Regions from separate parts of the Homo sapiens genome. Here all the other regions are linked to region 2. The links are chromatin contacts, found by Hi-C or POLR2A ChIA-PET in ENCODE. All regions are on one chromosome and are shown on one strand. Each heading gives the region's core, a stretch centred on a gene start or an enhancer-like site at or near the end of the contact. The rest is flanking DNA. Distances are from core to core; before and after follow the strand shown.

Region 1 (6,244 bases), core at 831-3,330, 1.9 Mb before region 2:
TCTGGAGAAACATCTACTATCTACTTATGGCTACAGCTGCCACAGTTACCGTAATAGCTGGCTGAAAAGGTAAGCGTTAGTCTTGCCTGCATTATACAGAAAAATGTTCCCCTCTGTTGACACATGCAGTATTTATAGGCATATTATCTGACCACGGGCAGATGAGCTATCCTCTCGCCCAGCCTAGGAATCAAATATTATAGAAGGTCTATGTGCCGAGATCTATCCCTGGGTGATGGAAACTTAAAAATAAATTCTGTTCCCCTTCCTTTGTCCTGAAAGAGAAACTTAAGCGTTTTCAACAGGTGGAATAGAAACCCTGGGATTCCACTGGCACCTCTAGAACTAAGGGACATTAAATTTTCCATTGAAGAGCCTAACTACGATATGAATATGTCAAAATACCAAACAATCCAGATGGCTGATTGAATAGCCCAGAGCTCATCATTTATATTTTAATTATGTTCATAAATCAAATGTTATAACCCACCAAACCTTTTCTGAAACAGAACCAGCCTCCAAGATTTATTTTTAAGTAATGAGGTAAAGCCTAGTACATTTTCTGGGGGATCATTTTACGCCTCGGTTGGTGTTGTAAGGCATGAGGCCAAAAGCCAGACGATACTTTCTACCCAAGTGCAATAACTGCCCAGAAATGTATCACTCAGAATGGCTTAATGTCATTATAAAATGGAACTGCTATATAAAAATAAGAAAAATAGTTAGGTCTGTACACTTAAAGAACATTACAGTTATAGACATGGCATCATCAACAGCCAATCAATTAGGTCGAGGGATCTGAGGTTTTCATAATACACTGTGAATTTTTTTAAACCCTGTAAAAGACATTTAGCAAGACTGCTATAGCAGACAAATTTGTTCATTAGTCAAAGTTGCACAGAGGGTTAAACACCAGGAGGCTTTAGGTCACACTACAGTAGCAACCAATTAAAAAAATAATATTAGAAAGACATTCTGATTTGATGAGACTTTCTTTAAATGTACTTTGCTCTCTCTATAAAGGGAAAAAATATATAAAAGGAAACTCTTAAAGAGGTTGGAATGGGTTGCTGGCAGATTACAATTGATTTCATGCCAGTCTGACCTTGCACCACATTCTGTGATCTTTTCAGAAGATGAAACTCAAGATTCTGAACCTGTATTTCAGTTTCCTATGTAAATGAAAAGACACAGTCTCCTCTGTAGGTCCAAACACTAACGTATCAGGTCTTTGCATTCCTTTATTTAGAAAAAGGTACTTTGCAGTTTCTTCATGACTGGGATGTCACCCTTCCAGGGTAGCAGAGAGGAGCAGAGCTGAGTCAGTGGAAAAGGCATCCTCATACCCTGGCAGGAGACATGCCAGCGGGAGACCTATTATCCCTGGAGTCCCCACAACCTTCCCTCTCTTCCTAAGAATTTCTAAATCAGGAAATGCAGGTGTCATATTTTCTTTGATGTGCTCAATGCAACTAGGTCCAGGGGCTTGAGTGCAAATCTGTTTCTGCAACTGCATTTGGGACACAGGCTCTTCTTCATGTTTCTTACTTAGATTTCACCCAATATTCTGAAACACCAAGGAGTATGGGGATTTGATGCTTGTGGATCAAGTGCTAATTGTTTCAAGTCCTACCAGGGAGAACTCAAGGGCAGCATGAGCACAGATGATATCAGAATGTCTGGGTAGCGGGTCTGGGTCAGCCCCTGTGCATTCAAGTGAGGAAGCATTGACTGAAGAGTCTTTGTCAATCATGGAGGATTATTGGAGTTTGGAGTAGAACGACAATGCAAAGATTAACCTGAGATTTGGTGAGTGTTAGAAGCTGTTTGAGCTCAAAGCAAGAATCAACCCCTACAATATGGCTGTCTAAATTGTTGGGGGAGGACAGCTTTGCAACTAAAGGAGGGCAATGTCTAGCAATGCCAGGTGACTGGGATTGGTGAATGAACGGAGTCACACAGAGCTCTCAGAGGAGTTAAAGAGAACATCTTGCAAAATATTTGCTTTCTATTGTCATAATACATTCATGAATAATTTTCACTGCCGTTTATTTTGTTTGTTTGCAAGGTGAAGAACCTCCTGCTGTTACATCTGTTGTTATGACTCATAGTACTGAAACTGGGCTTCCTGAAGAGGGCTGAACGATTGTGAGTGGGATGAGTCAAATCTGGTGGGACTGACGTAAGACCAATACCACAGTAGAATGCAGTCTTCTCTTGCTGCAACTTTCAGGTAGGTTTGTGGGTATTAGAATTACTGTTTACAAAAAAGAATCAAATTTGATCCCATGGTGTGGTGGCAGAAAGCTTTGTTCCCACTGCTTTTTAAATGGGGGTACATACTCACAGAATATTCTTCCATGTCTTGGAAGCAATTCTCATCATTTGTAAGCAAACACTGGGCAAGAAAATCCCTATAGCAAGATTTTCTGTACAAGAATCTTCCCTCTGTAACAAGAGAGGGGTTTTTTTGTTTTGTTTTGTTCTGTTTCTTGAAGTCTTGGTAACTAGAACGGTGCCAGGGACTGGCACACAGTAAGCATTCAAGACATAGTTGCTGGATGAATGAATGAAGGAATAAGTGAATGAGAAAGTGAAGAAACATTGGGGCATGGACTTCTCCTTCCACCTTTACTACTGATTAAAAAATAAATAAAATCAGATCACGAGTTCCCGTTAGTCCTCATCACAGAATATAATTTTGTTTTTCTTTTGGAAGGTCAATCCAGCCGCCCAAATCAGAGGTTCAGCCCAGGTGTTCTGCTTTACATATTTCCACTTCACCATACATTTATTTAGCACTTCCGATGTGTCTCTAAGTGGTGTCTTACAGGAAATCAGAAAGGATGTTGTTTGACCATTCCTTTTAGATTTTTAGATGCCAGCTTCACAACTATTTAACCTTCCACACAATCAAAATTTAACCTTGAGTTAAAAACCATTAAGTGAAGTATGTGCATTAGAAGACTGGTTTCACTATGTAAGTATTCAATGTCCACAGCCACACAGACACATCTTTTACAAATACATTAAGGTCAGTGAGATGAGAGGAGGTGGTTCTTAGTAAAACAGGCCTCTTTCTGCAGGGTATGCATTCAGAAGGCAGGTATAAAGGCAAAGGCTTTTCCCTTAAGGGTTATTCCAGTCTTGCTCACGATGTATTTGCCCAACACTCACTCTTTGTATTTTGAATACTGGTTACTCAGCCTCTTGACACTTTTGGTACTGCAGATTGTATCACTAACAATCTATAGTCCTTATAATATCAGGAACTTGGAACCAACACTACTCTGTGTTAACACAAAGAAATAATAGGTTAAAAAATTAGCTTCAATCGGGGTTCTTCATTCCTTGATTATTTCTCATAAGGAATCATAAATACTAAAATAACCTCCCTGAAACTCAATTCACTGCTTTAAAAAAAAAATAAAAGGGAGAGTGGGAGGAAGAGCGTATTCCGTTTAAAAAAAAAAAAAAAAGAGAGAGAGAGAGAGAGAGAGACTGGAGATCAGAGAGAAACAGGCCAAATCTGAAAACGCCAGCTATTATGCTCTGAAGAATACAACCTGGAAACAGAATTGATGAGGGAGAGGATTTGACATAGAAGCTGCTCTTGGGAACTAAGTGTTATCCTCCACTCCAAATAGGAAAGATTTTCTGATTTCCAGGTTTTCCTCTCTCCTTCAATGCAGGGCACTATCGATACCAGAGAAACATTTATTTTGGCACAGATAAAGAACAGGTTTTGATCATCTCCTCAATGCCCAATTTTCCTCCAGTTGAGGGAATGAAAGAAAAAAAAAAATCTACCCTTCTCTGGACCTTGGATGAACAGGGCTATGGATTTATAAAATACCTAGCTACATTCAGTCAATAAAACTCATTTTGAAAATGATGCCCACGTATACAATTAACTGTCAGATGATAATCAGAGCAGGCATGGCATTCAAGCACCCATTTCTAGAGTCTTTGTTTTCATTCTTCTTTTCAAAACTCATCTCTGAGTTTTCTTTCTTTTTTTAAAATATGCACAAACACAAAACCCTCAAAAAATGAGGATTTTTGCCAAACATTTTAAAGAGCAAGGCTATGATGGGTGAAAGCAGAAGCCACACAGCAGTAATTCAAGAGCTTCATATTCACCCCAGTCCAGAGGAAGGCTTTCCTCCCTTGTGCAAAGCAATCTGAATTCCATACTGAGGGTCACAGCTTTTCTTTGAATTCCCAGCTTATGTCGCTATGTGTTGCCACCTTGATGCTATTTAGACAGTTTTCTCTTAACGCTCAGACAGTGAACTGTTCCCATTTAAACAGGCTTTTATTTGACAAGAGTACATTCCCTCAGATCTGAAGCTCTACTAACCGTGCTACAATTGTATCACACTCTGCTATAATCAACCATGTTGTAAATTTGGGCACCACCACCTGTACAGACATTCGCAAGAAAAAAATGCACTGAAAGATTTTAGGGTCATACAGCTCGGAACATTAAAAAGCAAAACTGTTCTCTGCATAACATCTAAGGAAAGAGAGCTTTGAGCTCTTCCAGCTTGGGAGCATAATTATTTTCTGTTTTAAACATTTAACTGTGTGCTGCTGCTGTACCCTTGCTGAGTCTCAGAATGAAAGCTAGAAAACTAAGAGACCTACTGTATGTTCTTCATTCCCGGCAACGTTCCTATGAGAAAACCTTATTAATGAGCTTGCAAACGAGCACCCAACAGGGAAATGTCACAAACAAGAGCGGCTAATGCCCCAGAAAATCAAATAACTGAACACTTGGCTGATTGTGGTGCCTTTCATATTTATAATAAAAAAGGGGGGGGGACTTTAATTCACTGATTCTGAAGGGGTCAACACCTTGCTGAACAAAACAACTCATTTATTTATGTTCAGAAATCTCCAGATGATAAATTACATTGATGTTAATCACTTCAATGCATACTACACAATTAATATCTGTACTCACCAAAAACTTAAGGATTATTAAAAGTATGACAGCATACACATCTGGCTGATTTTTCACATAATTGGGCACAACAATTTCTCCTGGTATCACAAATAAGGGTCCTAACAAACAAACACTGCAAAATCCTGGTTCAATTAATTAGGACTTAAATCCACAAGACAAAAGCAATTCCAAGTTGCAGCTCAAGCCTTGTCTTCTATGCCATATGGTAGCACTCCATTTTAAGGACAGAGGTGCAACACTTCCTTTCTTTTTATCCTTCCTCTCTTTTTTCCCTGTCTTACTTAAAGTAAGATATTTAATGACATATAACGCAGGTTTTCATTATTTCATTTCCTTTTTAATAGTATTTTTTAAAAATTACTTGATGTAGAATTCAAATCCATGATCTGTCATTTAACCCTATTCATGTCCTGGTTAACATCCATTCATCTTAGATGGGGATAAAGAGAGGTTTCCATAAACCTTCATGGTGTAAAATCAGCCAGGCTTAAACAAGTGAGCATATTTAATACCAATAGTATCAGATTAGATTTGCCCCCAAGGTAGCCTTATTTACTCGGAGTAGACTCTGAGGTCCATGAATGGGATCAGTATTTCCTAGTGATAACCTATTGTTTCTCACCGAGAACATAAGAAATCTTTTTAGGTGACAAAGGAAAGGACATTGAAAAATATTAGTTGTACATTTATTTTAAAGCTTATTAGACACTATATATAACAAATGAAATGTGTAATTTAATAGATATTTTTACATAGGCCCTGGTTAGGATAAAGCAATAAAGTGACTTAAAGAAAAATTCTAAATCAGGTAAAAATACAGATGATGCATGAACATGGCAAATTTGTGAAAGTGGTCCTCAAATAACTGAATTTAGGAAAACCCTGAGGGGTAAATGGACTCCTTAGATTGTAAGTAGAATATGGTGAATATGTGATTGTATTCATCTTTTCCAGGTCTATAGCTATCAAAGGGTTTTTAAAGGGGCCAATGATCCCCAAAAGGTTAAGAACTGCTGACTTCAACGGCATGAGTCAACATTAAAATACAGGTGCAATGTTACTCCTCACAGGCATCCAAAATAATTCAACCTCCATGCAGAGTGGCTACTGAATAAATTATTCTAGGAATCTCATGTATTCGAGTGTCTCTTCTTTCCTCATGGTCATCAAAATATGGTGCTACTTGTCTGCAGAGAGAGGACGGCTGTGGGGGGCACTGGAGTTGAGCCATCAACAGCACTGGGCAATGACTGATCAGACTTCAGGGCCCAG
Region 2 (5,800 bases), core at 1,478-3,977:
CTAGTTCACCCAGAGCACGTGACAACTCCTTGTGAATTAAGCTTCACTCATGTAGTCAGAGTAATTTAAGCAGCAAAAGATATAGCACTTGTAACTGTAACTAGGAAATTGCACACTGCTACAGAAACACAAATGAATGCTGGTGTGGCTCCTTCACACATGCAACTCATTGTCCAAGCCATTTCAGTCTCATTCAAGACTTTGAATATTTCCATACATAGGAATTGCACAACTGCATACCACAAATGATCAAAGATAAAAACCAACATAAACAGTGACACCCGTTTGTAAACAAGCCAGTGTTTAAAATGCTGCAGTCCTAAAGGATACCAAGGTCTCAGAGAAAAACTATGAAAAACACACGCACGCACATATACACACACATGAAAATTAGAAAGCGGGCAGACCAGCCATAATTAGGCACTGGCTTTGCTGACTACTGAAGATAGAAATGTCTCTTTTATATTAAAGCCAAGAATCAACTGTTTGCAATTACATTTACGAAAACATTCAACCCTGTCTGTAACAGATTTTATCAATATTTTGGTGTATCCAAGGGCTGGAAGATTCAAAATTCTTTAAATCATGAAACCATAAACCAGGCAACCAATTAAGTTCATGGAGACTATCCCCCAGAGGTCAGAGCAAAATAACCACAGGAGCACAAAGTGATTACACAGAAAATAGGCAGAAAAAAAGGAAAGAAATAGCAAAACAAGGAACAAGGCATATTGTTTGTAAATGTAAGTTTGCCTTGGCTAATAGTCAACTAGACTGGAAACACGGTGAGGGGCTGGGGTGGCAAGTGAGGAGCACACCAAAGTCTTGGCTCAATCGACTTCCCCTGACTTCCCCTCAGGGTCTGAGGGAGCCCTGGACTTTGGTATCTCATTCAGCTCTGACCTGCAGACTGGAGGCCCTGTGATAAAAACGGACAAAAAGGCTGAAGAGGGCCCTCCAGAGGAAGTGAAACTGACCAATCAATTCGCCACAGCCACCCACCCTGACACCCTGGTAAGAAGGGCCCCTTGTAGCCTCAGGCAGAAAGATGGTGGGGAAGGAACTTCAGGTTGCAAGTGATCAGGAGAGAAGGCCTAGATAAGTCACTGGCTTCAGAAAACAAGCCACTGCCAAAAAAGCAAAAACAAGGTAGGTCATGACAACCAGAGGCTAGGCTGAGGAGGTGAGGGGAATTGATGTGGCTTTGGTAGGAGGCGGCAGCAGCTGTAAGGGTTCTTCATTCCTCAGGCTGAGGGAAAACACAAGCTGCAGTTCTAAACATAATGAATGACTACATTAAAAGTATTCATTCAAGTAAGATATTGAGCAAAGAAAATTTTAGAGTAAAAATGGGCTTTGCGGGTTCCACCAAAACCAAAAGATTCCTCCTGATGTCTTAGATTCCAGTCCTCCCAACGAAGGCTACATGAAAGTGCTACCATATTTCCTCAAAGAATTTTACATGCATACATATATAGCTTCCTAATTGACCTTGGCCAATTTCACTCCTATAGCGCCTCAAATCCCTTTGAGAACTAAGGGCTCGATGAGTGTAATCTCCCGGTGTCTGGGTTCTTCAATCACAAGCTTCCCCCCAACCAGTAAAAGCCCACCCTGGGTTCTACAAAGCCCACAATTCCCGACCCTCCAACAACTAAAAATAACCAGCAATCAGCTCTCCCAAATTGTTTAACCCCTGACTACCTAGTGCCATCATAAACCTGGGACAGCCCCCACCCCCACCTCACTCCCCCATTCCCTGGGCCCCTTCCTGTGGACAAGCAAAGCAATTTCCCCCTTATTTCCCCATTTTCCTCATTGCCTCCTCCACTAATCGTGTCTCCTCGGGATCCCCTTCGCACCATCTATCAGTCTTAGATGATCAAATGCGGATTCCTGTCTCTGTCTTAAGGCACCAGGATCCTGGGACCTCCCAGCGCCCTGCAGACGTGCACATTCCCAGTCCGTGCCCCAGCCGTCCTGGGTCCCCTTACAAGCCCGGGTCTGCCACTTCACCCTTGTTTTTCCCCATCCTCCGGGTCCACATTTCATATGCCCCTGCCCTCATTCCCTTATGATTCCCTAGCTGCTGGTTCCAGAGTCTTCTGGGCTTACAGTCTCCCGGCCCTCGGGGAGTTCCGACCCCTTCTTTCCAATCATCCCCTTTACCCGCCTGCCCTCAGCCCCGAGGACCCCTCCCCGCGCCCGGCTCCTGGGCGCCGGTGCTCTGTGCCCTCGGCCCCCTGCTTGGAGTTCCGCCGTCTCGAGTCCCAGGTGTCCCTAGCTCCGCGCCCGCCCCGCCGCGGCTGGCTCCCTCCCGCCTCCCGGCCCCCAACGCTCCCACCACGCGCCGCGCTCGCCGCCCCGACCCCCCGGCTGGGGGGCGCGGACCTCTCCCGGCCCCGCCACGCTCCGACTGCCGCCTGGCCCCTGCGCCGGTACCTTGGCCTTGGTGACGAGGTGCGTGGCCCGCTTGACCACCGCGAAGTTGCCCTTGCCGATGGTGCGGTCGATCTCGTAGTAGCCGATACGGGCGGGCATGGGTCCGCGGGAGGCCGGGGCTGGGGGACGCGGCTGGCCGGCCGCAGGGGACACGGCAGCGGGGGCGGCTGGGGACCCCGGCGCGGGCGGAGGCAGCAGGCGGCCCGCGGGCCCGGCTCCCCCAGTCCCGGCCCCGGCAGCCCCGCCAGCTCCGCTCGCCGCCGCCGCCGCCATCTTGTTGTGCAGTGAAACCTCCGGGGCCGCGGGGAGCCGGCTCGGGGGAGGGGGCAAGGGGGGGCGGGAAAGGGGGGGCCGCGGACGTCACTCGGGGAGGCGGGGCGCTTTCGCCGACCGGCGCCCGGCTCCATGGCAACCGCGGGTCACGTGCCGACGCGCGTCACTGCCCGGAGCCATGGCAACCGTGACCTCACCGGCGGGCTCGACCTTCCCGCGTGGGCCCCGGTTCCTGAGGCGCTGGCTCCCGGGTGCCCCCCTCCGGGAGCTGGCGGTGGGAACCTTCGATGGGCCCCCAACCTCGAAGTCTCCGCCACCTTTCCCGAGTGGGGGGCGCAGGATGCCCGACCCAAAGCCAACCCCCCACCGCCGCTCGAATCGCCAATGTGACCTCTGCTGTGACCTCTGTCCCAGTTCAACGATCACCCAACCTCCCTTAACAAAAAAAAAGTGTTTCCTCATCACCAAAAATACCAGCGTTGTCCCACTTTAGCCCTTGAGGCCACAAATGCAGGAATAGCTACACTCTTGAAGCAACTGTAACCAAGTTGGTAACAACGCAGGGGAATTCTTCGGTAAAATTCCTTCCTCTTACAAAATCCAGCTCACCCTGCACAGTCAACCTAATTGTCACCGAATATAGGAGAATGGGGAAACTAGGATTTGCGTGTTCAAGGGCGGACAAGCCAGTCCAAACAGGCATTCCAGTCATTGGGTGGGTGACAGCCAAAGAAGGTACGTCATTTTCCTTCCTACCACCCCCATCTCTGAACAATTCTACAGGGATGTCTGTCAGAGTGCCTACATACTATTTCTGTTGCTTGTATAACCCTGATGAAGCAGTGGTGCGCATTGTCCAATGAACCACGTCGTGTTTAAACAACAGTCGGTTAAGCAAAATAAATAAGTAAATAATAAAAATTCCATCCTTCCTAGTGACTCTCCGAGGACATTGAGGGTCATCAAGTTAATAACTCCAGCAATTTCATATCTCTTTTTCTTCCCTTGCCTATTACCTGCATCCTTCATAGCTCCCAGGCTTCCTCCTCCTCTCTCCCCTTCCCTTTATTAAATAGATTAACTTAGCTGCTTTAGGTGAGGGTTGCAGGTAGGAAATCAGACTGTCAACAAAATAGTCTTTGGCAGGCTGGGTGGAAAGGAGGGAAGATTGTGAATATTCCAATGTTAAAATGTATTCCTTTGGACTAGTCCTGATCCATCCATATCTATGTCTCTCTCAATGGTAGAACTGTATTGTGAGGTCACTGCATGCACAGTATTAAAAACTGACACCCAGGGCACTGTAAATGTGTGGAAGGATAACTCGTGTTTACTCGCTGACCAAAGAACACCTCCTGGTGCTCCAATTCCCTATCCAACCATGAGTAATGGCTGGGACTTAAGATGGGACAGAGGGGTCATCCCACAATGGTCTTGGATCTATTCCCTGGTAGCTGTTCCAAACTGCCAACACAATTAACACTAATTGGCTCCCTTATTAGCAACTAAAGATAAGAATGAAGTGGGCCTTGGCTTCTTGCATTGGTTAAGCCCTTTCATCAGCTGAGCTCATTCCATCCCAGATAAATGATGGGGTGTGACCTGCCTCTCCTATCACTTCATGGCTCTCAGCTGCCTCTAGCAGGGACTATAACTTTGGTGCTGGGCTTCACAGCTGCAGTTTTTGGGTTTTTGTTTTTTTTTTTAGACAGAGTCTCACTCTGTCACCCAGGCTGGAGTGCAGTGGTGCAATCTCAGCTCACCACAACCTCCACCTCCCAGGTTCAAGCCATTCTCCTGCCTCAGCCTCCCGAGTAGCTGAGACTACAGGCGCACACCACCATGCCCGGCTAATTTTGTATTTTTAGTAGAGACGGGGTTTCGATATGTTGGCCAGACTGGTCTCGAACTCCTGACCTCGTGATCCCCCCGCCTCAGCCTCCCAAAGTGCTGGGATTACAGGCGTGAGCCACCGTGCCCAGCTACAGCTGCAGTTTTACCATCTCCCTGGGTGTCTCAACAGAAACCTTAGCTGGCTAGTAAAGCAAATAAAAAAATCTTTCACTGTGGAAGCTGCAGGAGCAGCACTGAAACCATTCTTACTGATGACTGTATGATCACAGAGTGTCCTCCACTAATGGAGGTAATTCGAACATCAAATATCAGAACTTTTGCTACTCTCTCAAGAGTGTCAAAAACAAAAACAACTCTGGGAAGGACCTAGAAAATGCAGCATTGTTCTAATTTCCACAGAGAAGAAGCAGATGACTCTTGTCCCTCAATAATGACCAGAACATATGCTGTGTGCTGTGTGTTATGTCACTTACGCTCCTTTCCTGTATAGATTGAGGTCACTAGATGGTGTTTCTGATTGAGACTTTGGTAGAGACTTGCTGGAGATCTCCTTGAAGAATAGTCCTCTTTGGCACAAAGAATATAGAAAATTAGAGAAGGGAGTAATCAAAGGAGATCATCAGGCAAAAAGGAAAATAGTTTAGATGTTTACGTTTAATAAGGATTTATTGAGTACCAAGAACTGAGTTAGGTTCTGAGAGAAACTCAGAGGAAATAGCAATCTGCCACGCGTTATGCTAAACAGTGTACCTAAGGGAACTCACTTAATCTTCACAACAACCTAATTAGATGGTTTGTATTATATCTCTATTTTGCAGATAAGGAAAATGAGGCACATAGGGATTAGGGGAATTGGCCAAAATCACAGAGCTAGAAAGTGATAGAACTGGGATTAAAACCCAGGCAACCTACCTCTGGAACCTAGGATCTTCCCCATTGTATTATAATCCCTGTCAAGGTAGGAGCCAGTAGGAAAAGTGGTCTCTCCATTAAGTTCAGGGTGACTGGGCTCAGTTTCGACCCAGGGAAGAAGAGTATTTTGAGAGGTCTTGAAAGCAGGACAGAGCAGGTAGCAGAAGCGCAGGAATAAAGACAACAAGACAGTAAGACTGAATGAAGTGCCTGCGATGGCTTCACTTGTAAATAGCACCAAGAAGAGTATCATGGCTTATTGTGTAGAAGTATTTCTGGCCCTTGAGGCCACACCTGTAATCCCAGCACCTTGAGAGGC
Region 3 (6,423 bases), core at 2,139-4,638, 1.1 Mb after region 2:
CGGTTCCCAACAGGCCATGGACCAGTGCCAGTCTACTGCCCAGGGGTTGGGGACCCCTGCTGTAGCTCAACTGCTAAAGCTTTGCCCTCTCACAGTGGTGCCCTGGGTTCAATTCCTGGCTCCAAAAGTGAGTCTTTTGTGGTTTAATCATTTATTGATTCTTTTCCCCTCCATGGAGAGCTCCTAATTTCCTGTCTTGAAATTTTCTTTTCTCTGAGTTACCTTTGGGGCAATTCTAGATCTTGTAAATTGCTTACCATCTCTTTGGAGACACCTTGTGTGTCCCTGTTTAAGTTATCCCCTTACTTAAGGTTTATTAATTTCACATAGGAGGTTACCTTTAGGTAAAGATTCAAAAGCCAGAAATATTGGCCATTTGTCCTGGCTAAAATCTGGTAATAAAAGATTTTTATAGGATTTTTATTTTGAGAACTCCATAGTCAGAAATCAACTTAATTAAAGACGATATTTGGGCTGTATGTATACAGATATTGTTTTAAAAGCCCCTGCTGGCCAGGCACAGTGGCTTATGCCTATAATCCTAGCACTTTGAGAGGCCAAGGTGGACAGATCGCTTGAGCCCAGGAGTTTGAGACCAGCCTGAGCAACTTGGTGAAACACCATCTGAACAAAAAAAAAATACAAAAATTAGCTGGATGTAGTGGCAGGCACCTGTAGTCCTAGCTACTCAGGAGGCTGAAGTGGGAGGATCACTTGAGCCCAGGAGGCTGAGGCTGCAGCGAGTTGTGATCGCACCACTGCATTCCAACCTGGCGACAGAGCGAGACTCCATCTAAACAAACAAAAAGCCCCTGCTTTCCCTCTAAGAACTTCTCAGTCAATGGAATTTTGTCTTGATTTTCCATTTCTGTCTGTCTGTGTATTTATATGTGTTGTATGTATAGTATTTATATAAAAGAGCTCTAATTAATTGGCTTAAAGAAACTAAAATCAAACATTTTATCAGAAAAAATTGAAACTTTAATCTCTTTTAGGTCACGTGACTCTAATGATTTTTAAACATAAAGACAGTGTAAATAACATAAAAAATAAAGACAGTGTAAGTAAAGAATGTGTTTTGGTGGGAGGTTATAAGAAGGCGTGTGAATATGGTTTCTGTTAAAGAGAACGTAATTTTGTCTAGCTCAGAGGGTTTTAACTATTGGCCTCACCTAAAAGAGTAATGGGACAGCTGGGCATGGTGGCTCACGCCTGTCATCCCAGAACTTTGGGAGGCTGAGGTGGGGAGATCACTTGAGGTTAGGAGTTCCAGACCAGCCTGGCCAACATGGCAAAACCCCGTCTCTACTAAAAATACAAAAATTAATCAGGTGTGGTGGTGAGCGCCTGTAATCCCAGCTACTTGGGAGGCTGAGGCAGGAGAATCACTTGAACTCGGGAGGCGGAGGTTGCAGAGAGTCGAGATTGTGCCACTGCATGCCAGCCTAGGTGACAGAGTGAGACTCTGTCTCAAAAAAAAAAAAAAAAAAAAAGAGTAATGTGACAAAACTGATGGTTTAAGCAAGTTGAAAAGGGTTTGTGAAGGGTTAATCTCATGAAAAGTTCTGTGGGTATAAGCAGGTTGGCTAAGATTTAAAGGGGATTACTTAGTTTTTCCATAGGTCGAACACTGAAATAAAAGCACACTGATGTAGGGCCAGAATCCGGGCCCATGTGTCTGAATAATGGTTTTCTAGAGAATTTATTTGTTTAACAGAAAATTGTAAAGAATTATGAGAGGTTTGTGGACGTTTTACCTTATGGTCAAACTATGATTGTATAGATTTGTTTATAAGGTTTTATTAAGAATTGGATCTAACATTAATAATATACTAATGCAAAGGTGAAATTTTGCTTTCTCTCATAAACAAGATTTTTGCATAATATTTTAAAATAATGAGATTTTTGTTTACCTTTTAATAAACAACAGAAAAAGGAGGAGAGAGGAAATAGATTCGGTTGGCATCATGCTGTCTTTATTGCGACCTGCTTGGAAAGTTGACTCTCCCCTCTATCAGCAAGTAAAGATTTTTGCCTTTTAGAAATTTTGGAGTTATCATTTTGGCTACCTAAATGACTTGTAGTGACTCTATACTAATCTTCTCTGAGCAACTCTCCTCCATATCCTGTTGGGTAATGAGAACAAGTGGCACCCCCTCCCTCCAAAAAATCCATACCCCTTTATATTACAGAAAAGAAATCTTCAGAAAAGAGACATGCTACAATGAGACTACCATACAAGATGTGAAAGTTACCCCCCAAATTACAATATCATGAGACAAAATAAGGGAGAGCTGCTGTCTCTCAGTGTTTGTCCCTAGTAAGGACAACTAACCACTGAGCAAACGGACAACTGCACAGCCTTCTTTTACTCACAGAGTGTTGTCCACCTGCAGAGCCAAGTCCTCTCAATCTATCTGCACACTGCTGTGCACTTCTAGGCTCTCAGATGTTTTTAGGTCTACAAGTCCATATAACCACTCTAAGCCATGCGTCTTAAAATATGCCCTCATTTTCCATTGTTAAGCCATTGAATACAGACTGGTAGGTCACGTGGCTTCTGTAACACAGTCTAGGTCACATCGGTTAATGCTCTACGCGAATGGGACCCTGGAGGTCCTTACTCCTGCTCTCTTCTCCAGAGTAGGTTATACCTAAACCATCCTGCATCAGCCTTTCCCAAGGTCAGGGCTGTGCTGAGGGTGTAACAAGCATGGACAGTAGCCTAGCTTTCTTGGGAGATTTAAGTCTCGGGCTTCTAAAGGTTAAATATTGGTTTGTCTATAATGGGGAGAAGAAAAACAGTGGTATAACTATGTAAAATGATGGATATATTAATCTGCTTCACCATAGTAAACTTTTTACTATCTACATGCATCCCACAACATCATGTTGTATACCTTAAATACACACAATAAAATTTGTTTAAAAATAAAATTAAAAACTGTCTTCTAAAAAGAAAAACAGTGAAGAAAGAGCTCTGCTGTGAGCTCAAGAACAGCCAGTCACAGCTCCACCTAAACCCACGGGTGACTTAAAAGCTGAAGCCTTGTCATAATCATTGTCACGTACTCTTATTATGATGAAACTTTGCTCCTCTTTTTGCTGAGGAGATTCACCTAAGTTACTCTACACGACAGTAACTGAAACAGCACCCATTAGACTACTTTATGACATCCCCCTGCAGAGATCAAGAGTTCTGCAATCGCAGCTTCACAATCCTGAGAGACTACCAATTCAACCAGCCTTCAGGACTGGCACACTTCTGTGTGAGAAAAGTTCAAAAAATGGCTTAAGAAATTCAAAGCAACTGCTTACCCAAGATGAAGAGCACCCAGGGGAGGCAATGCACTGAAATCTCCCCACAGCTGCAGTCCCCAAGCTCAACTGAAAGACTGCTGCGAGCACTCTAGGTTAGGCTCAGAGCAAACCAAACACGTGCCTTCTGAAGTGGTTGCAGAGATGCAAACAGGAACCTCTAAATCAAGGTTCTCATTTCAGTCATCTGGCCCATTACCCAATTGTTATGTATACTTTCATTCTAAAAAGAGGTGACAAATTCAACCTACTGAGGTGAACCTCACACTCAGACCTCTTCAGGTGCCATCTCCCCTTTTAGATGACAAGCCCTCTGAGGGTAGGAGCTTGAATGGCACCAGGCAAATAGGTGCTGAGAAAGAAATCCATTTCATGCAAACAAAATACAATAAACGTAATATTAACACAAAACCTTCTGTGTTAAAGATACAGCAACCTCTTTTATTTTTCCTCTCAAAACAGAGGTGCAACCTCGCCAGGCAATCACCCAATCCCTGCTTCCAAAGATACGCCTGCCCAGTCCTCCAACTCACCATGTAGACATGAAAGTTTCCTCTGGCCATGTGATATCAGCATTTCCAGAATACAGGCAGCCATTGATTCCCATAGAGAACCTCTTGGGTGACTTGGACATCCTAGATTAGAACTCAAGGTTTCTTCACTTCAAGATACCTCTCAGTCTTAGTCACCACTTCAAAATAGGTGTTCTCAATGTACGCACCTTCAACCTCGGCTAGATTGGCTTGACCTAGGCATGGGCAGACTCATGGAACTTGTCCTGTATCATCTGAAAAGCTGTTGAACGTTTGCTCCCAAGCACTACGCTGCATGGTCCTTGAGAAGTGATGTGCTAGAGAGCCAGCAATCTCCACAGCATAAATATTCCCATCATAACCTATTTCAAGCTACCAACAGTTTAACAACTGGCTTGCAAAATTCCTAAAAAACTTAATACAGGTTGAGTATCCCTTATCCAATATGCTTGGGACCAGAAATGTTTCAGATTTCATATTTTTTTCAGATTTTAGAATATTTGCCGAATACATACAAGTTGAACGTCCCTAGTCTGAAAATCCAAAATGCTCCAATAAGCATTTCTTTGGAGCATCATGTTGGCACTCAAAGTTACAGATTTTGGAGTTGAAATAGCAACCACTCTTTTGTATTTTCAGATTAGGGGTACTCAGCCTGTAATCAGCTCTTGCTATGTAAGCTGGTTCCAGCACACCACGGAACCTCTGCAGGTTCTTGCGGGGGTACAGCTCCGACATGACTGGTTGCACGATGCTGAAAACCACTGTTAAATCAAGTTTAGCCTAAAGCTGCCTCCTTACATATTTTAAGTTTGGCCTAAAGGTTTCTCTGTACATCATGAACTATAACGTAAATGGAATAGTATACGGACTCTAGTCTACTCTTGTGCCAGTCACTGAGTTTGGCCAATCGAAGATGGCCAATGATTCAAACTATTCAAATAAGGCAAACACCGAGCTGTAACCAATCCGGCTATTTCTGTACCTCACTTCTGTTTCCTGTACATGACTTTCCTTTTGCTGTCCATAAATCTTCCACCACGTGGCTGCGCTGGAGTCTCTGAGTCCACTCTGGCTCAGGAGACTGCCTGATTCATGAATCATTCTGTGCTCAATTAAACTCTTTTAAATTTAATTCAGCTTTTAATACCACAAACCCCCATCTTTTTCACATGACAATTCCCACCTTTTATGTAGATATGCACACACCAAAAGGTAGCCAAAGGGTACAAAGAAGTTTATTGACTATGATGCAGTAAAGATACCAAGAGTTACAATATTTGTGCATATGGCCCAACAGTGCCTACCCTCCTACAAAACAAAAACAAAAACAAAAAAAGGCAATGAGGTGCAGCAGTTAACAGCCCAACACTGGAGTCAAAGGAATGGAGCTGCCTCTTCTGGCAGCAAAGTTTCAAGTTGTGCAATTAAATAATAGTCTTGGTCCACTCCTTGTGGGTCTTCTTACAGTTTCCCTTTAGAACCATAACTGAGTGACTTAGTAGAACATTCATATTCAGGATGTGGCCTCCAGAAGTGTCGTTTTGTTTTGTTTTGAACAAAGACGTGCTACCTTCTCTCTTGAAGCACCAGTGCTGGGTTCAGGAGCTACAGAGGACTAAGATGTTCCCCAAGTAGCCTGAAGTAACAGGTCACATGGAAAACACAAAGCAATTGGTGAGTCCACATTTTGTAATAGAATTAAGAGCGTAATGCATAAAACTTAAAGTCATGTAACCACATGTAAAAACTTCAGCAGCTAAAGAAAAATTCTGGAAGGCTTTTAACCCCTTCTGAACTAAGTTCCCTTTCTAAACGAGGCTGGTTTCCATGGCTGTGACAAGAGCTCATGAGGTAGCAAAAAGAGAGAGAGAATAGCACCTTAGAAGTTACTCAAACAAGAGGTGAAACAAATAAGTAAACAAAAAAAGACCACTTTATCTTCCTTTCATCCTTAAAGAAGGCAGGTGTCTGTACACTGCTTTGTGATCCTTCGAAGAATAAAAAGCTGTAACCCAAATCTCAGTATAAGGGATGAAGAAGGAAAATGATAGCAGCTGATGACTGGGATGCGACCACAAACCCATATAGTAAACTAAGTTATCAACGTACTCCCTTACCACGAAGGACTTCATTCAGTCATTTAAAAAGCAAGGGACTAGTTCAAATCATGATTAAGGCTATAAAAGAACACGACTGAGTATTCACAGAGCACCAATTACCTCAAGTTTAGACTAGGTGTCAATCTACAAACATACTACCCTGCATTAATCTTCACAACACACCTGCGAGGACATTACAAGAAGGCCCAGCCAAAATTAGTTCCTCATTTAATGGGATATGGCTTTCAGTGGGTTCCTGTAACACCATCTCTTTCTTGGAGAAATGAGGACCTGCAAAATAGTCCCCCTCACAATGAGATCTCTATCTTCAAATCTCTGAGAGCCCAAGTTATTTACTCTCATTGCTCAAGTTGCTTTCCTCTCTCTGTTGAGGTGTCAGAAATGGTCACGTTAGATTGGCCTCAGACAACCACAAAAGTTAACAAGCAGTCCCAAAGTACCGTGAGGTT
Region 4 (5,782 bases), core at 2,600-5,099, 1.2 Mb before region 2:
GGGACTGCCAAGGGAATTTTATGGTGGCTATTTCAGGATTCTCCAAAGTGAAGGACACATAGAATAGTTCAGTGGATTCTAGACCAGGCTGGCAATTATGATGTACTAGGCTTTGCCTATAGAAGGGTATGGAACAAATTAGCCTGGGAGAGATTTGTGAGGCAGCAGAGAGACAAGGATGTGGGGTGTGTGTGTGTAGGAGAACACAGGAGGGGTGAGGTTAGGTGAGAAGCAGAGGATTTGTGGGGTCAAATAAGTACGTTGGAGTTCATAAGATTTCAGGGAGATCCCCAGACTTACTTCAAGATAGAAGGAGAGAGGTAAGGTGAGACCATTCACTTAAAAACACATCCCTTTATTATGGGACTTCTTACAATGAACATGTATTATTTATGTAATTAAAAATACAGAGAGATGGTAAGTCTCCCTCTTTTTCCTCTCCCTCCCTCTCTTTATTTTCCTCCCTCCCTGTTACCCCCTCGCTCCTCCTCCTCCTCCTCCTCCTCCTCCTCCCTTTTCTTTTTCTTTCTTTGTCTCTGTCTCATATGCACACCACAGTTTAGAGAAGCAGCATCAAGAGAGGCTCTGATGTGGCTTCATCACTAACTGCAGCAGGACAACATCAGTGCACATTCGGAGCCCGTTTTATAGAATGGACTGTGAAGGCAAAGTGTCAAAGAGGGAAAAGGCAGCATTGCAAAGACAGAGCAGGCACTAAAATCTCTCTTATTTTCCTACTCATTAACCCTTTAGTCCTCAGGAGAGCAGGCGAAATGGGGAGGGCTGCAGTCATGAAGAGAGGAAGGGCCCGGCCCAGGATCTCCTAAGCTGTCTACATTGTAGTGTTCTGATCCCAGCCTGAGAGGGAAGCCCCCAGGGCCCAGCCTATGTGGGTTATGACAGCCTCTCAAAGGGCAGCTGAAATCTGGGGCAGGTGCCAGCACCTGGCAATCACTTTTGAAACCTGCTCTTTCCAAATACTCTACATAATAACCCTGACCGCTTAGCAGAGGAGACATTGCCATCCCCACTTACTAGATGAGGCAATGAAGAGTTCCGGGCATGAATGCCCAGACCCAGTACCAGGAACTCTGGACTCCTAGCCAGCAATCTCTAGACTAGCCCAGCAGCATTTCTGCTCATCTGACCTGTGACTAATGGCCAGCAGTGAGTGGCTATGTGCAGTTCTGGACCAGAGGGTAATCTGTGGCAAAAGCTTCAAAGACAAAAAATACATGGCAGCATGTGGGGAAGATGCCCATCAATTTCTAGCCCCATAGTACTCTGGTTCTATTGATGAACTGATCTTTGCTGCACAAGAGTCTCACGGATGCTCTGACTCTCTCATTTCTCTCTCTCTCTCTCTCTCTCTCTCTCTGTCACTCTCTCTGTCTCTCCCATCCTCCCTTCCTTTCTGTTTTCGTTTTATCCTCAGATATTTACTGAATACATGCCATGTTCCAAACATTCAGAAAGGAGTTGTAATCGATAAAGAAGACACCTGTCTACAAGAAGCTTACAGTCTACTGGCCAGAGATGAGATGTGTCCACAGATAACCATGCTGCAAGTTAAGTAAAGAAGAATCTGTAAGAGTGCTATGCCACTGTGACCTGTTCTTTGAAAAAGCTTGAAATGAAATCACAAAGCAACTTTCTTGATTTCCCACTATTTACATTTACTTAAGGAGGAAAGTTCTACTAACCCCAAATATGTACATGGAAAGATCCATGACCTTTAGGAATATTTTGGGGGAAATAAAATGTTCAATGATACCTGAAATCATATCTAGATTGAACTCATATTTAGAATGCCTGATCCCATGTAATGGTCAAAGCTTCCAACTTCATACAAAGTTATAGCTGGTTTCTCTCTCCCCAGCCAGTGCCTGCAACAGGGCAGGGGTTGAATGGTCAGCTTGTATCGGCAGAGGTCCCATTGTTCCTGCATGCGGCCCAGTGGGCAGGGCCTAACTTTGTACCATCCCAGCTCTCTTGCTTGCAAAGCCCATATGAAAACCCTAGGAAACACTTAGGCATCTTTGCCTGAGCAGATACTGGGAGAGCAACTCACCCATGTGCCACCTCCTCTGCTTTCCTCCCTTCTGTCACCCAGATTTTACAGGTGAAGGTCACATGTCAGGCACTCATTCTCCCACACTACAGGGGACATACACTCTGCTGTCTGAGTGGTCCCATTGAAGACCCCCTAGCAGACTGGAGATAAGGTACAGTTACACCTGCCTCTCCCCTTAGGGAGGTGGAACTCACAGCTCACCTGTCTCTAAAGAAGCCCTCTTCACAAATACCTTCCTGTCAACCTCCCACACACTTATTTTTTTAATACCCTTGACAAGAGTGAGGGTTTTGAGCTGTGAAACCAGTTTCTGGATATTTCCTTTGAAATTTCCATCCCAGTCTGGCTCCTTGCTGGAGCAGCCAATATTCTGCCATTTCAGGTGCTGAGCCCTGGCCTGGGAGGTGCCAGCAGGGAGAGGCCAATTCCAGCAGAGGAGAGTCCAGGCATGTGGGGATATGGTGGTGTTCTCCATGGAGGGAGAAACAGGGCATTAATAAAACAGTGCCAGGAATAACCCTGTGATTGATGGGTAAAGGTCATGGACTCTGGGATACTGGCAGGCACTGATGGGAACCTGTTAGGGCTGGACCGGGACCATCTCTGGCTTCCTGCTTCCCTCAGGTACCAGGATGCTCTGCTATGGTCTCTGGCAAAACTGAGCACTGGGGCTGGGCACATAATTTTGCCTGGGACAACTGCTGTAGGGGCTTCAGAATGCCTGGTTTTCTAAATTTTATTGGTGTCAGGAGAGAGCTTTGATAAGCTTTAATGTGCTATTAATTATTTGGGCTGTTAAAAAAGGGAGTGCATGAGAGGCTTGGAGTTGAATGATCTCATTTCTGAGGTTCTGAGGAGGTACACACATACACCCCAGTGGAAGCCAACTCAGGATCCAGCTGCTCACGGAGTTCCTCCCTCTGCTCAGACACCAAGAGTGCTGCTGCCTGAGACTGAGCAGAGTAGGGAACTGGGGAGGATCTCCACTGCTTTAAACTTAAATGTAACTTGGGCAATTTGGACTTTCTTTGGGCTTTAATTCGCAAGGGCTAAATACTTTGATTTTGGACTTTAATCTCTTTGGGATTTTAATCTCTAAATTTTTCCCTAGGAATTTGATAATGGGAAGGGTTTATATCCAAATTTGGGACATCTTATTTTCCCATTTATTATTGAAGAAATCTTTATGCATTTTTTATTAGCTCTTTATGCATTTTATTATTGAAGTATCTTCACTCTGCTATTAAACCTCATTACAGAACCTCTGATGAGGTTAGTGGTCCATGTGGCTGGACATCAATTTGGATTGGAAATAGAACAGGCTCTGAACTTGCAGTCTTAGACACAACATAGCCTTGGACTGGATTTTATTAACACACTGTTCTGGCTCATCTCAGAGGCTTATGGAAGTGAAATCAACAGTGTCTTAGGATGGTCCCAGGAAGGCACAGGAAGGAACAGAAGTTGATGCTGGGGGAGCGACCTCCTGCTCAGATAGTTAGCTCATCCCCTCCTGGAGCCAGATGACCACATACCTGGTTGTCCAGGGGTTAAACATTAAGCCCAGCTGGTTAAGATAACAAAAATCTGGGGAATTTTTATCCCCTTCCTTCTCTAGTTTTCATATAGAGGGACTTCCCTGACCCCACACACTTGGCCCCTCTCTACTCCCTTTTTGACCCAGCTAGGAGTGATTTGTCACTTGAGTTTATGTATGACTCACTCTCTTCCCCTCCCTCTCCCTCTCTTTTGGTATATGCCTGCCCTGGGAGAACACACAAGCTCTGCTGTCAGCCATGTGGTAAGATTCGTGGGGCTGGCTCTGCCCCGACTGGGGAAGCCTGAAGTTTTGGGGGATCAGATCAGCTCAGGGGTAGAGTAGCAGGTCATTCTGGTCTGACACAAGCCACCCCCTCTAATTTAACATTATCAGGAATAAAGGTGCTATTTCGATCTTCATTTCTCTGGCTCTTGGTCTGTCAATGGAGTGGTTCTGTAGTCGGAGAGGGTGAAAGTGGAGTTACAAATTTGCCCCCCTCAAACCTGAGAAGCAACTCTTTGGACCAATAGCAAAGTGATTTCTCAGCTGTGAACTAACAGTTTGCTTTTGGAATGAATCATGTGCTTTCAATTTTCCACTTCAAAAACACACACTTCAGCAGAAGTCACTTTACAGCAAATGAAAGAAGAAATTTCCCCAGGGGAGAAAGGTGTTTGTTACTTAGAGGAGGGTAGAAGGGATGACTTAGGAGCATCTATTTTTCCCAACTGTGAAGTCACCAGGAGGTCTTTTTGATATTATTGCCCTTCTAGCCAATAAGGCAGTGGTTTGCAAAATGCTAGCAATTAAGCAGTGCTCTAATTGGCTGAATTGTATCTCTCTGTCCAGAGTTCTGGGAGAGAACATAGGCAGGGTTAGGCATGGGAGAATGTGTCTGACTCACAACGAAGGTAGGAAGGGCTGGGTGGGTTTTATTGTGGGATAACTTTCCCAGAGCCTCCTCTATTTAGCTCTCCACATGGAAGCAGGGCTGTCAAAATGGCAAGTTCTACAGAGTGCCCCATTGCAACTGCTCCTCATTAAACTCCCTTCAGAGTCAAGAATGTGTTCACTCTCCTCTTCCTCTTTATATACTCACCACCGCCATCGCCAGCACCTTCACCTTCATCATTGTCTCTCTCATTTATGGAGCACTGTGCTAAGCCATTTTTATGCATGATCTTCTCCTCACAACAACCCTGTGAGATAGATACCCTTATTTCCCCCCATTTCCAATGGGTAAACTGAGGCTGCAGGAAATTGAGCCAATAAATGGTAGAGCCAGAATTCCAGTTCAGACCAAATGTGACTCCAGTACACTATGCAATGTAGATGCCTATCCAATGTCTTCTTGGATGCTTCCAATGACGAGGTGCTCAGTAACTCCTGAGCTTCCCGTTGCACTGTTGGACAGATTGCAAGCTTTCCTCCCCAGGTCTCTGACATTCTGCCTGTCGTTACACAGAATGCATCCTGTCACACCATGGCAGCATGTTTGATTGAGGCAGGGCCCTAGTTAATGCTTTGCAGTCAAGCAGGGATACTGGGCTGGTGTAATGTAAAATGCTGACCTGGGGAAATGGCATTTCACTGAACTCACTGAGGCTTGAAATGGGTGTGCTGTGAACTGTACGGCCTTGCCCTCCTGAAGAGAGGGCCCCGAGGGATAGCTGGAAGGCCTGGCAGAGTGCCTCTCCTCCCTCTCAGCATGCCATGGCCTTCTAGGGGGCTTCCAGTTCCATGCTGAGGCTATACTTCCCTCTCAGGGAGAGCTGGTTGCTCCCGCATGCTGTTTGTAGTGTTTTACATCTACCTCTGCAAACCTGCTGGGCGTTCTGGCTGGATGATGCTGTTCACATTCCGAATGCTTGTGTTTACCCACCTCCTCACTGAACAAATTTACAAAGTCAACATTTTGGGACATCTCAGAGATTTAAAAAAAAAATGGCAACACAAAACTAACACAACTATGTTGTCCTCTCCCACCCCCTTGTTTCTAACACATCATAGAGTGGAATTAACAAGATTCTAGTCCTTGGCACTGGATCAATTCTGGATGCCATCTCCACCCAGTCTCCATCCCGTCTTTCCCCTAACTCTTACTGTTCTGATAAGTGATGGTAAACAGAAAACAGGCCATTGTGTCAACTATACCTGGCTTCCAATCC

The links. A loop is a pair of places that touch in the nucleus more often than their neighbours do. ChIA-PET counts read pairs that join two places held with the same protein, here RNA polymerase II (POLR2A). Pooled maps may share reads with other maps.
Region 1: a pooled map shows a loop between it and region 2 (4-fold over the local background). The contact joins the enhancer-like site here to the promoter of SIK3 in region 2. A Hi-C loop is called at or near these places in 3 of 37 single-sample maps with no recorded cell type and 2 of 50 pooled maps.
Region 3: a loop to region 2 is called in a pooled map, with 3 times the contacts of the local background. The contact joins the promoter of JAML here to the promoter of SIK3 in region 2. A Hi-C loop is called at or near these places in 1 of 37 single-sample maps with no recorded cell type and 5 of 50 pooled maps. POLR2A ChIA-PET finds 5 or more read pairs at or near these places in 1 of 52 experiments (activated T-cell).
Region 4: a loop to region 2 is called in a pooled map, with 6 times the contacts of the local background. The contact joins the promoter of LINC02703 here to the promoter of SIK3 in region 2. A Hi-C loop is called at or near these places in 4 of 37 single-sample maps with no recorded cell type and 5 of 50 pooled maps. POLR2A ChIA-PET finds 5 or more read pairs at or near these places in 1 of 52 experiments (GM12878).

What each region holds. Positions count from the first base shown.
Region 1 is chr11:115,220,496-115,226,739 of GRCh38, forward strand. All of the region lies in intron 5 of CADM1 (cell adhesion molecule 1), which reads right to left. Among named protein-coding and RNA genes, the nearest start is that of CADM1-AS1, 170 kb to the right of the region's middle. RefSeq lists an enhancer at 2,045-2,853. Within about 2 kb of position 2,081, at least 6 of the 41 ENCODE cell types and tissues checked have a DNase peak (open chromatin) inside an H3K27ac peak, as active enhancers do.
Region 2 is chr11:117,095,701-117,101,500 of GRCh38, forward strand. SIK3 (SIK family kinase 3) reads right to left here and starts at 2,728. Exons shown (of 25, transcript NM_001366686.3): 1 at 2,443-2,728. The coding sequence starts at 2,715. RefSeq lists an enhancer at 1,236-1,285 and silencers at 2,607-2,656, 2,737-2,916.
Region 3 is chr11:118,221,623-118,228,045 of GRCh38, forward strand. JAML (junction adhesion molecule like) reads right to left here and starts at 3,389. Exons shown (of 10, transcript NM_001098526.2): 1 at 3,319-3,389. MPZL3 (myelin protein zero like 3) reads right to left here. Exons shown (of 6, transcript NM_198275.3): 6 at 5,068-6,423.
Region 4 is chr11:115,915,787-115,921,568 of GRCh38, forward strand. It overlaps LINC02703 (long intergenic non-protein coding RNA 2703), which reads left to right and starts at 3,850. Exons shown (of 7, transcript NR_187258.1): 1 at 3,850-4,525. RefSeq lists an enhancer at 3,546-3,695.